Regions from separate parts of the Homo sapiens genome. Here region 2 is linked to region 1. The links are chromatin contacts, found by Hi-C or POLR2A ChIA-PET in ENCODE. All regions are on one chromosome and are shown on one strand. Each heading gives the region's core, a stretch centred on a gene start or an enhancer-like site at or near the end of the contact. The rest is flanking DNA. Distances are from core to core; before and after follow the strand shown. Region 1 holds the start of ZFP69B (ZFP69 zinc finger protein B). Region 2 has its middle 21 kb from the start of COL9A2.

The links. Hi-C counts contacts between places; a loop is a spot of excess contacts on that map. ChIA-PET counts read pairs that join two places held with the same protein, here RNA polymerase II (POLR2A). Pooled maps may share reads with other maps.
Region 2: a loop to region 1 is called in a pooled map, with 2.7 times the contacts of the local background. The contact joins the enhancer-like site here to the promoter of ZFP69B in region 1. A Hi-C loop is called at or near these places in 7 of 50 pooled maps. POLR2A ChIA-PET finds 5 or more read pairs at or near these places in 5 of 52 experiments (HEK293T, Panc1, activated B cell and 2 more).

The regions. Positions count from the first base shown.
Region 1 is chr1:40,449,117-40,455,625 of GRCh38, reverse strand. It overlaps ZFP69B (ZFP69 zinc finger protein B), which reads right to left and starts at 5,150. Exons shown (of 5, transcript NM_023070.3): 1 at 4,538-5,150; 2 at 1,338-1,423. The coding sequence starts at 4,664. ZFP69B-DT (ZFP69B divergent transcript) reads left to right here and starts at 5,587. Exons shown (of 5, transcript NR_198977.1): 1 at 5,587-5,806. RefSeq lists an enhancer at 3,857-5,056 and a silencer at 5,272-5,531.
Region 2 is chr1:40,335,021-40,341,979 of GRCh38, reverse strand. No RefSeq gene overlaps it. Among named protein-coding and RNA genes, the nearest start is that of COL9A2, 21 kb to the right of the region's middle. Within about 2 kb of position 3,124, at least 6 of the 41 ENCODE cell types and tissues checked have a DNase peak (open chromatin) inside an H3K27ac peak, as active enhancers do.

The DNA.
Region 1 (6,509 bases), core at 3,901-6,400:
ATAATTAAAAACAAACAAACAAACAAAAAACAAACAAACAAAAACCTCCCAAAAGCTAAGAGAATTCAGAAGCTGGAAGGCTGAAATAACAACAAATCCCCTAAGTATAGAGAATATTTTAATGTTTCGTATTGTAAATAATTCTGAAATGCCCTTCAGGCCTATTAGGCTGATGTTAGCATCCACATTTAACCTATGAGAAAGCTGAATTTGAGAAAAGTTGAAGACATAGGATTAAACCCTATGATTTAAACACATGATTAAACCATGTGATTTTGGGAGCCAAGATCACTCTAAACTCTTCTGTTCTCTAATAATACCCTCTTATGTTTCTCTGACTACTCTCTAATTTTCTTGAGTTTCCCTATGCCTCTGGGGTTTGGTAGTGCAGAGCTTTGCCAATGCTATCAGTTTTCTGACTACTTCATTTAGGACACACGGCACACTGTTAAACTGCTATTAGAAGTTTTCCTTCCTTTTCTGCTTAGCCTATTTAGCTCATGTTCTTCATGACCTGCCAGTATCTTCTCTACTCATTTCTCTTTTCAGTTACAGTTCTGCTCTAGGACTTGACCAAAAATCCTCACTTAAAGGTCATCAATGAAGTGTATACATCTCCAAGAATATCAGAAACTGATTCTGTTGACTTTTAAATGTTGCTTAAAATGACTCATATTTGTCTTTCTCCCAGATGATATGTGAATTTCATGGGCTAGGACTACATTACATTACTTCTTCTCCTCTCTATTTCCTTTTCTCTCTCACACACACATGCGGCCTCAGCACAATGTATTTGTTGGATAAATGGCTAGAGGTTTGCAAAAACAAGAGGTTTCCTGTGGAGGGTTACTACTGGTGGGGAGATTACCTGTGAAATCAACTGATGTGGCCTGGTTTTCTGAGGAAGAACAGGCTAAGAAAAGCCAATCGGCTGGGCGTGGTGGCTCATGCCTGTAATCCCAGCATTTTGGGAGGCCGAGGTGGGTGGATCACCAGGTCAGGAGATTGAGACCATCTGCCTAACACGGTGAAACCCCGTCTCTACTAAAAATACAAAAAATTAGCCAGGTGTGGTGGTGGGCACCTGTAGTCCCAGCTACTCGGGAGGCTGAGGCAGGAGAATGGCGTGAACCCAGGAGACGGAGCTTGCAGTGAGCCGAGATTGCGCTACTGCACTCCAGCCTGGGTGACAGAGTGAGACTCCGTCTCAAAAAATAATGAAAAAAAGAAAAAAAAAGAAAAGCCAATCCAGGAAGTTGAGTCAAAGAAAATCAAACTCCTGCGCTCTTAAAATCTGAGAAACAATGTCAAGAAAGTGACCAGAAACTCCAACCCACCTGGGATTCTGCTGTCAGGGATCCAAGGGTCACTCTACTCTCTAAACTTTCGCCCTGGGTCTCATCAGCATCCTGAGACAGCAGAGCTGGGGAAGGAAAAGAGCCATGAGGTTTGCATCTCCCCAAATCACCCAAACAGAGAAACTGCCTACAGACCCACTCATTGTGGCTTCTCCCCAAAAACGTTCACAAACAGGGACATTTAGACGGACTCAAGAGCAGCTCAAAGCCTCCTTAATAAGGAGGACCTGCTGCAAGCTGCTTTCACCATTAATATTTCCCAATGGTCTTAGTAATCTCTCAGGCCAATCTTTTGTTCAAAAATCCTCAAAGGTTTCCCCACTGACATGAAAGAAAAATGCAAACACTTCAATATAGATTTCTTTTTTGTTATTTTTTAATTATTATTATGATTTTGAGACAGAGTATTGCTCTGTCACCCAGGTTGGAGGGCAGTGGCATAATCTTGGTTCACTGCAACTTCCACCTCCCAGGTTCAAGAGATTCTCGTGCCTCAGCCTCCCGAGTAGCTGGGATTACAGGCGTGTGACACCACGCCCAACTAATCAACATAGATTTCAAGATCCTCCACAACCAGTCCATGGCTTCTCCAAGTATTATCTCCTCTAAACATTATCCTTCATCCACTGGACACACCTACCCACACAATCCTGGTACCATTCTTTGAATACATGTGGATAGTACCCCACCCAAATCCTATTTGGTGAAAAACTGCGATACCCTTCAGGCCCAGTTCAAGTAAAGTTTTCCCAGACACCCTTAATGAGAAGAAAGTTTATTCTCTCCTATGCTTCCCAAAAGCTTGGTTTTTATATCTATTCTAGTATCTATCTCAGGTTGCTTTTTATAATTAATTATCTCTCTCAGTTGAGTATTAATGAGGGTATGGATAGAAACTGTACCTTGCTCATTTTTCTCCATCTGCTAAAGTGCTACACATAACACACTGCCAGCTTTCTAGAATTTAAGTAACACTGGCTGAATTGAGGTATTAAAAATATGCACTACAGGCCAGGCCCGGTGGCTCAAGCCTGTAATCCCAGCACTTTGGGAGGCTGAGGTGGGTGGATCACGAGGTCAGGAGTTGGAGACCAGCCTGGCCAAGATAGTAAAACACCGTCTCTACTAAAAATACAAAAATTAGCTGGGCGTGGTGGCAGGCGCCTGTAATCCCAGCTACTTGGGAGGCTGAGGCAGGAGAATCACTTGAACCCGGGAGGCAGAGGTTGCAATAAGCCAAGATCGAGCCATTGAACTCCGGCTTGGGTGACAGGAAAAAAAAAAAAAAAAAACCACTAGGAATTAAGGCACATGAATAACTGTCTTTGTATTTTATTCCAACTTTTTATCATGAATATTGAACATCTATACATCCACATCTAGATTCAACAATTGTTAATATTTACCATATTTGCTTTACCTATCTACATTTTTTCTGAAGCACTTCAAAGTCGTCTGCATCATAATACTTTATCCCTAAATATTTCAAATAAGGATCTTCTCTTGTACAACCACAGTACTATTTATTAAATCTATGAAAATTAACAATAATTCCATAGTATCATCTAAATATTCAGTCCATATTCAGATTTCCTCAACTGTTTCCTCAACTTTTATTCTGGATTTTTTCCAAACCAGGAGTTAATCAAGGCTCACACATTCAAAGTGGTTGTTACCTCTAGTCTCTTTTACTCTAGAATAAGTACTTCCCCTTTCTTCATGATGTTGTCTTTTTAAGATACAAGAACAGTCTGACTGTATCCTCAATGTGAGGTTTATCTCATTTCTCCATCCCCTGTATTTTCTGTAAACCAGCAGTTCAGTCTTTAAACTTAATTTAGGATCATGTTCAACATTTTTGGTAGGAATACCTTGTAGGTGGTACCAGGTGCTTTATATTACAGTATCTGCAAAGTATAAAATGCCCGGCTATCCCATTACTGAGACATTTGATTAAAACTGTGACCACCACACCTCACTATTGGAAAATTATGTTCATTCCTTGCCATTTAGTAAGTAATTTGAGGGGATAATACTTTGATATCATGTGAGTATCTGTTCCCCATTAACCTTTCAATTATTTTATTTACGGTAAAAGATTCTATCATTCTTTCTACATTTATTTATTTATTTATTTATTTTTGAGACAAGGTCTTGCTCTGTCACCCAGCCTGGAGTGCAGTGGCGCCATCTCAGCTCACTGAAACCTCCCCTTTCCTAGTTCAAGCGATTCTCGTGCCTCAACCTCCCGAGTAGCTGGGATTACAGGCATGTGCCACCACGCCCAGCTAATTTTTGTATTTTTAGCAGAGATGGGGTTTCATCATGTTGGCCAGGCTGGTCTCAAACTGCTGACCTCAAACTCCTGGTCTCAAGCAATCCGCCCACCTTGGCTTCCCAAATTGCTGGGATTACAGGCATGAGCCACCACACCTGGCCTCTTTCTACCTTCATTATTGGCACGCATTTTCTGTAAAAAGCTTTCCCTCACCAACTGAAGAGGATCTAAAAGGCAAGGTAAATGCACATTCATTCCCATAATAACCTATTTTTCAAAGTAAGGAATCAGTGTATTAATTACCTCCAATGTTTGCAAATGAATTCCCCCCCCCCCACGTCTTTCTCTATTTTAAGTGTCAAGGTGATCATGTGGAATTTTACTTATTCAAGGTGTTACCATCAGTTTGGATACTTAAGCTTTCCCAAATCTGTCGAGTGAGAGACCCTTAAACCTGGCCTCTTTTGACACATATCCATAGTCTTTAAGCTCTTCCTTGCTTTCTAGCACAAGTTACTCCAGGCTCACCTGGTACTTCCCCTGCTGCTTCTCTTTCTGACCTAGCCACCAAGTTCCTGTGTGACCCTGGGCAGGCCTCCCATTTGATTTACATTTCCCCACTGTTAGAATAAGAAAAATCAGGTTAAGTCCATCCTGCCCCACATGGCCATGGGAAAGATGAAAATAAATAATATACATAACCATGACACTGAAATACTGGTCCTAGGCTGAAAAGACCACCACTACTTAGGAAAACCCCAGACTAGGAGCCACAATCAACAACTCCGGAAACCCTCCACCCACTCGTCTCCCTAAGAGATGCTTCCACTCAAGTGACTCATTCCTTCTCACACTAGAGGGGACTGCTTTTCCTCCCTCCCACCCATCAGTTTATTCTTACCTTCTGCTTTAAACATCTTAGTCACATCCTCCCACAGGGCCACCCGCTCCGTGGCCGCCTTTGGATGACGCAACTTCACCCAGGTGCTGGCCTCGGTGGGCAGGGTGATCAGGAGCTGCTGCAGCATGACGGCGTCCGCACTCCTTTCTGAGGACCCTCTGTCTTAGCCCATAGGGCTTGTCCACCTCTGATGAGGAAATTGCTGGAAGCTCTGACAGGAGGCTTCCCAATTGTACCGATCTCCTTAATCGCCGACTCCTACTCCTCAATGTCCTCTCTCAGGAACCCAGGGAACATACAGTATCAAAATCCGAGATCTGGACTTGTGTCTATCATCGGCTCTCAGGGCGTATCTCCCAACTTGAGCTCCATCTGTCTCCTTGGCCAGCAGCTGGAGGCGCCAAGTATTTACTCTCAGCAGCCCCTGCAGATGCTGAGCAGAAGACATTAGAATCAGCAAAGGACTAAGGAGGCTCAGTCATAGGGCAGAACGCTAGAACATATATGGATCACTGTAAAATGTTTCCAAAAGATACACGGAGACGGTGGGCAGACACAGCCCACAAAATTCAAAGCACCGCGCACATGTCAGGAAGCACAAAGAGACGAATACAACCCAATTCTTTGTTTGGGGCAGTAATTATGTGTAAAGTAGCCGGGGATTTGGAATCCCAGCTCTTTCACTAGTCGGCTGTAGCAAACCGCGAAACCGCTAGACCCCGCCTCCTCCTCCCCAAATGAGAGGCTAAGTCCTCCCCACAAAGCAAAACGCCCCCGGCCCTAGCCTCCCAGCCTTTGTCTGAGCACGACTCCGGGGCTGCGGAGAGCACCGCGCGCGACAGGGTGGCCGCGGGCGGAACTCGCGCTTCCCGGCTCGCCCAGCTCCCCAAGCCCGGGACAGCCACCCGCTCACCCTCTCCCCGCTGGGCCGGCACGCCCCCGCCTTCCCACCGCTGCAGCCGGGTTCCGGCACTGCGCGGCCAAGCTCCCACGTAGCGCTGCGGCGGGCAGTCGGGGCCCAGTGCGCCTGCGCAGCGGCTGGCTAGAGCATGGTTCCCAGCGTCCTCCCGGGGAGCCGCTCCGCCAGCGCAGACGCCCCCACCGGTGCGCGCCGGGTTGGCTGCGTTCAGGGGCTCCCAGTATCCGATCCCTGCGAGCATCATCAGCCTGGCTCCTGCGGGAGGAGATGGAGCCTGCGTTCTTGGGCCCCAGACTCTGATGAAGAACAACCATCTTTCCTCCGCTGGGAAAATGCACGTGAACGTTAGGGTGAGCCTTTGAAACCCGTGACAAAAGGGAGCCATCGGCATCACGTTTTTTGGTGAAACGACACTGGTGTAAAATAATCCATAGCACTTTCCCTAAATATTATGTACATGCCAGTTATTTATTCTCAGCAGACAGTTGAATGGATTCCGGTATATTGTTAAAAGAATACCACAACAGTTTTCTCTTCTAGTATTCAATAAAAGTTCTCATGTTTATTGCTTACCTTGTATTTCTGAAATGCCAGAAAATACACAAAAACAAAAAAATTATTGCCTGTAATTTCAGCAAGCAGCGGTAACCTTGCTAACAGTTGGTGTACAACCTTTCCTGCACACACACAACGTATTTCATGCATTGTTATATATTTTCCACAAAAGCGATTATACTGTAATGCTGTTTTATTGCTGAGTTTTCTCCCTCCAACAAAATTTGAGTACATCACTCCAAATACATTTCTACATCAACAGTTTACAAAAACAACAAATGAGGAAATAGAATACAATTATAGTACTTGCTAGCTGTTATGAACCGAATGTTTGGATTCCCCAAAATTTATCTTGAAGCCCTAACCTCCATTGTATTTGGAGAGTATTTAGAGATAAGGCCTTTATGGAAGTAATTAAGGTTAGAATATAGTCCTAGTCAGAAACGAACCCAACTCGACCTTACTTGGGGCTTCTAGTCTCCACACTGAGAAAATAAA
Region 2 (6,959 bases), core at 1,875-4,374, 110 kb after region 1:
GGAGAGTCAAGGCTGCAGTGAACTGTGGTTGCACCACTGAATTCCAGCCTGGGCAATAGAGCAAGACACTGTCAAAAAAAAAAAAAAGTTCAGAGTATTCTGTCACATAAGAGGTTTTTTGAAGAGATTAAGTGTGAGACTCATATATCCCCTCAGCTACCTCAACAGAAGACAGAAATAGAAACGGGCTTATCAAGCGAAGATCTGCAAAGGAGCATTTTGTCTAATGGAGTGACATACATGAGAGATCCACGGGGTTCTTGAGAATTTTATACCAGCAGAAACACTTGAGCTTGGACTGTACAGGATAGAGAGGGTATGAAATGAAAGAAGGCTATAAGATCCCCCAAATTCTACAGGCAGGAAACAAGTTGATAAAACCACCCAGCTGCAGCCATGTGCTGAACCTTTCATGAAAAAGGAAGAATGACTAAGAGGACAGAGCTGTGATCCCAGAGGGCAGAGCTTTGAGCTGCAAAGTATTATTTCCAGGCTTTGAAACCTAATGGAGTTTGTCTAACTTAATTTTGAAATTGCTTGGGACTAGTGACTCCTCTATTTCTTCCTTTCTCTCTTTTTACATGGGAATGTCTATTAGTGTTATCCTATGCTAGACCCAGTATCGTATTTTGGAAGCAGAAGCTTATTTTCTAGTTTCACACGTCCACAGGTGGAGAGAAACTTTGCCCCAGGATAGATTATGCTGAGTCTCATCCAAAACCTAATTTAGATAATATCCATGATAAATCTGAAACTCTTGAGCTAATGAGATTTAAATGAGACTTTGAACTTTGAGTTGATACTTTAATGGGCTGAGATTTTTAGGGACCTTGGAATAAGGTGAATGCATTTTGTTCGTGAGACAGGTATGAATACTGGGGCCAGAGAATGGTCTGTGGTAGGCAGAATAATGATCTACCAAAGATGCCTCCAGAACCTGTGAATCTGTTACATTACATGGCAAAAAGGGACTTTGAAGAATTGATTAAATTAAGGATTATGAGACAGGGAGATTATCCTACATTACCTAATAGGCCCAATATAATCACAAGGTCCTTAAAAGTGGAAAGGGGGCCGGGCGTGGTGGCTCATGCCTGTAGTCCCAGCACTTTGGGAGGCTGACGCAGGCAGATCACTTGAGGTCAGGAGTTCAAGACCAGCTTGGCCAACACGGTGAAACCCCGTCTCTACTAAAAATACAAAATTATCCAGACGTGGTGGCAAGCACCTGTAATCCCAGCTACTCAGGAGGCTGAGGCAGGGGAATCACTTGAACCTGGGAGGCGGAGGTTGCAGTGAGGCGAGATCACACCATTGTACTTCAGCCTGGGCAACAAGAGTGAAACTCCATCAAAAAAAAAAAAAAAAGTGGAAGGGGAAGACAGAAGAGAGAAGCACAGGGAGATTTTACTATAGTATGGTCAGTAAGATGTAACTTTGTTGGTTTTGAAGATGGAGGAAGGGGAAACCAAGAAATGTGGGAAGCCTCTAGAAGGTGGGAAAGGCTGGGCAATGAGTTATCTCCTTGAGCCTCCAGAAAGGAACACAGAGGAAAAACAATGGAGCAAAACTGGAAGCAAGGAGTTAAAATAAGAGGCAGTTGCAATACCCCCAAGCAAAAGAGGATGGTATGCTGAATAAGGTAGGTGCAGTGGGGATGGAGAGAGGTGGATGGATTAAACACCTATGAGGTATAGTCACTGGGACAAGGCGATAATATTTCTCGGGGAGGAGAGAGGGAAGTCTCTTCTCCAGGATGACATCCATAGTTTTGGCTTATGCAATAGGGCAGAGGGTGGGACCACTGGCTGTGTAGGCCACACAGGAAGAGGAACAGGTTTGTGGGCAAGAAGATAATTTCATTTGGGACATGTCAGTTTGGTGGTGCCTGTGGAACATCTGAGAAGCAGTTGGATAAGCAGGTCTGAGACTCAGGAAAACATATAGGCAGCAGTTAAAGTCAACCCGATGGATAAGATGGCCCAGGAAGAGTATAAAGAATAAGAAGATAGGACAGGACCTTGTAGAGTGCTAAGTAAGGGTGTGCAGAGAAAAGAAATCTGCAAGGGGCCTGAGAAAGAACAGCTGGAGAGGTAGGAGGAAAGCCAGGAGAGTGTAGTTCATGTAAGCGGACACTAAAGCTTATCAGTGTTGGACCAGCACTGGGAAGGAATCAGATGGAACAAGTGGGAGGTCAGATGAAACCAGGGTCAGGATTGGCAATTCTGAGGAGTTTGGAGTTGCTCTGTTCTAGCTGGAGAGAGAAGCACCTGTGGGAAGCTGATGGTTGGTATTTTCTGCCAGGCATAAGAGGGCAGCCAGAGGCCAGGTGAGCAAACCTGTTTAGCACTCTGGCTCAGCCCAGAATGGGCAGCTGTTTCCAGGAAGGGGTTCTAGGTCGTCTCACTGTGCTGTAATTAAGAGACTCAGCCCCTGCCCCAACTTGCTCCACGGGACTGACCAGCTGTGTTTGCTCTTCTCTAGCAGGGAAGGGGGATCATCTGTCACCTACTCTGTTTTCTGAACATTCATCCCACTCCCTGCCTTTCTTACAAAGTTCCTTCTGCCAATTAACCGGGTGTGGTGGCGGGCGCCTGTATTCCCAGCTACTTGGGAGGCTGAGGCAGAAGAATCGCTTGAAACCGGAAGGCAGAGGTTGCAGTGAGCAGACATTGCGACACTGCACTCCAGCCTGGGCGAAAGAGCGAAACTACATCTCAAACAAACAAAACGAAGTTCCCTTCTGCCGAAAACAAATATCCAAAGCGTTCTGGGCACTGTGCTAAGTACTTCATGGTCATCAAGAGACACTATTCTCCCCATCTCACAAATGAGGAAACTGAGGCTTAAAGAGATGAAATGACTTGCCCAAGGTCACAGTCAGTATGTGGTAGAACCAGGATCCAAGTCTAGCTGAATCCAAATTCTAAGTTCTAACTCCCCAGAAACCACGACTGCTCCCTCGCTGGGTTCCCACAGTGCTTTATCTGCCTCTATGCCCGTTTCATCTCGCTAGCAGCTCCTGGAGAAAGGGGCTTTTAATTCGTCTTGTCAAGCTGTCATCATGGTGTGCTGCCGCAGAGGACCACTAGGTGCCGCCAGAGCACCAGCCAGCCTGATTTACTGCTCACCTGGAGTCGGTCTAAAGGAGCAACTGGTGGGGAAGGGAGCTGGGCCTTTTCTTCCTGCCCTGCAGCCCACCTCTCCTTCCTATCGGAGGTGGGAAGAAACGACTGGAAGATTGGAAGGTTAGAAATTAGAGATTTGGCCGGGCGTCGTGGCTCACGCCGGTAATCCCAACACTTTGGGAGGCAGAGGCAGGTGGATCACATGAGGCCTGGAGTTCGAGATCAGCCTGGCCAACAGGGTGAAACCCCGTCTCTACTAAAAATACAAAAATTAGCCGGGCGTGGTGGTGCACATCTATAATCCCAGCTGCTCAGGAGGCTGAGGCAGGAGCTGAGGTTTGAACCCACGAGGCAGAGGTTGCACTGAGTCGAGATGGCGCCACTGCACCCCAGCCTGGGCAACAGTCAGAGCTGGTCTCAAAAAATAAATAAATAAATAAATAAATTTAGAGATCTGAGGAGTGTAAACTGGAGCAGCCCAGGGCTCAAGTCAAACAGAAGATCCTAAGAGTTCTCTAAGAAAGCTAGAACCAGCAAAATAAAATATTGCGGCAAACATCTCCAGGCTGGGTCTCAGCCCCACTCCTCTGTCCTCCCTTTTTGTGCAGATCCTAAAATGCACAACCCTATGCTGTGGCTGTAGTGGAAAGTGGGGAAAATGTATGTTACTGAGACCTATCCAGAGCTAGAAACTGTGGGAAAACAGGTGTGTGTCCTTGGGGAAATCACTTCACACCTCTAAGCTTCAGTCTTCTTGTAAATAAAATGAGGATAGGCCCAGCACAGTGGCTCACGCCTGTAATCCCAGCACTTTGGGAGGCCAAGGTGGGAGGATCGCTTGAGCCCAGGAGTTCAAGACCAGCCTGGACAACATAGTGAGACCTCTTCTCTATTAAAAATAAATAAATAAATAAAATGAGGATAATCAAGGGACCTACCTCGTTGAGCGGTTGTGAGGAGTTAAAGACAAAATGCATGTACCACACTGATACAATATCTGTCATATAGCAAGTGCTTAATAAATATTGTTATAAACACAATAATTATGATAATATAAATATTTAAATGATAAGCATTATTGTTGTATTTGTCAGGATTCTCCAGAGAAACAGAACCAATAGGATATATATAGATAACGTAAGAGGAAATTTATTACGGGCGTTGGCTCATGCGATTACAAAGGCCAAGAAGTCCAATGATAAACTGTCTGCAAGCTGAGAACCAGGAAAGCCGGTAGCGTAATTTAGTCCCCAGTGGAAGGCCTGAGAGTGGGGTTGGGGAGGGAAACCGGTTCAAGAACCAGGAGCTCCGATGTCCAAGGGGAGGAGAAAATAGATGTCCCAGCTCAAGGACAGAGAGAATTCACCCTTCCTCTGCCTTTTTATTCAAGCCCTCAATGGACTGGATGCTGCCCACTCACATAGATGAAGGTGGATCTTCTTTGCTCTCAGTCTACTGATTCAAACGTTAACTCTTCCAGAAACACCCTCAAAGGCACACCCAGAAATAATGTTCTACCAGCTAATATCCCTTAGTCCAGTCAAGATGACACGTAAAATCAGTACACAAAATTAACAGTCACTGCTGGGCGTGGTGGCTCACGCCTGTAATCCCAAAACTTTGGGAGGCTGAGGCGGGAGGATCACCTGAGTTCAGGAGTTCGAGACCAGCCTGGCCAACATGGTGAAACCCTGTCTCTATGAAAAATACAAAAAAATTAGCCAGGCATGGTGGCGGGTGCCTGTAATTCCAGCTACTCTGGAGGCTGTGGCAGGAGAATTGCTTGAACCCAGGAGGCAGAGGTTGCAGTGAGCCGAGATCACACCACTGCACTCCAGCCTGGGCAACAGAGTGAGACTCCATCTCAAAAAACATTATAAGCAAATCAAAGAAAATTGAGGACTACCAGATTATAATTTCTGACCCATTATCTTTCACCCAACTTGGTCTTGAACAACTAGTAGCTATTTCTCAAATCCAATCCACCTTCAAGGTTTAACAAACAAATAAAAATATGTTCACACACCTTCAAAATAATCTGATAGAAGTTCTGAAGATAGGCTGGGTGAGGTTCACACTTGTAATCCCAGCACTTTGGGAGGCCGAGGCAGGCAGATCACGAGGTCAGAGGATCCAGATCATCCTGGCTAACAGGATGAAACTCCATCACTACTAAAAATACAAAAAATTAGCTGGGCTTGGTGGCACACAGCTGTAGTCCCAGATACTCGGGAGGCTGAGGCAGGAGAATCGCTTGAACCCGGGAGGCAGAGGTTGCAGTGAGCCGAGATCGTGCCATTGCACTCCAGCCTGGGCAACAAAAGCAAGACACCGTCTCAAAAAAAAAAAATTAATGATCACCATTAATAATAAGTGGTAGTTCTCGGCCGGGCGCAGTGGCTCACGCTTCTAATCCCAACACTTTGGGAGGCCGAGGCGGGTGGATCACCTGAGATCAGGAGTTCAAGACCAGCCTGGCCAACATGGTGAAACCCCATCTCTACTAAAAATACAAAAATTATCCAGGCGTAGTGGTGCAGGCCTGTAGTCCCAGCTACTTGGGAAGCTAAGGCAGAGAATCGCTTGAACCCAGGAGACCGAGGTTGCAGTGAGCTGAGATCGTGCCATTGCCCTCCAGCCTGGGCAACAGAGTGAGATTTGGTTCCAAATAATGAAAATAATAATAATAATAATAATAATAATAATAATAATAATAAATGGTAGTTCTTAGCTGCTGCCTTCATGATGACATCATTTAATTATCTTCTCACACTACAGGCCTGACACATAACGTCCTCAACAAATATTTGTAGGATAAAAAAATAAAAATAGTTTTCACTCATGTTCTCTGTGTTAATCCAGCTTGTTGATCCTGGAGAGACTTTCTGGATGTGGTGTCTTTAAGGATCAACAGGAGTTTGCTGAGGATAATTGCACCTTCTATATTAAACAGAACAGTGCCTAGATAACAGAGAAAGTGTTCGGTAAATACTTTGGAAAGAAGAAAGGGAAAGAGGAAGAAAGGAAAGGGAAAAGAGAGAAAAGAAGGAAGAGGAAGAAGAGAGGAGTGAAAGAAAAGCTCAAGAAGGGCCTGATACACTGTCTCACGCCTGTAATCCTCACATTTTGGGAGGCCAAGGCAGGAGAATCACATGAACCCAGGAGTTCAAGACCAGCCTGAGAAACATAGTGGGGCCTTATCTCTTAAAAAAAAAAAAAAAAAAAAAAGACACAAAACAACAACAAAAACCTTAAGATTTTTTCCTTTAAAACTTAGCCTTCACTTGAAACTCATCAAGGAGGTTTTAAATTTGAGCTAAGGATCTCTGAGACAGGCTGCAAATAGGATCTCTAGCAAGACGTGGTTTTGTTTGTTTGTTTTTTGAGACGGAGTTTCGCTCTTGTTGCTCAGGCTGGAGTACAATGGCGCAATCTCATCTCACCGCAACCTCCCAGGTTCAAGCGATTCTCTGCCTCGGCCTCCTGAATAGCTAGGATTACAGGTGTGCACTATCACGCCCAGCTAATTTATGTAATTTTAGTAGAGACGGGGGTTTCACCATGTTGGCCAGGCTGGTCTTGAACTCCTGACCTCAGGTATCCACCCAACTCAGCCTTCCAAAGTGCTGGGATTACAGGCGTGAGCCACCGCGCCTGGCCCAAAATGTTTCTTAGAGAGCTGATATCACTACACTTTAGGTCCCGATAGTCCCACAAGTTTCCTCTAATGTAGCTGTCAGCACACTTCTGTCTTATCTGAACCCCTACCCTAAGTGTGAGCTCTGTGAAGCTAGGGGCTGTATCTATTTTGACCAATGTTGTACATATTTA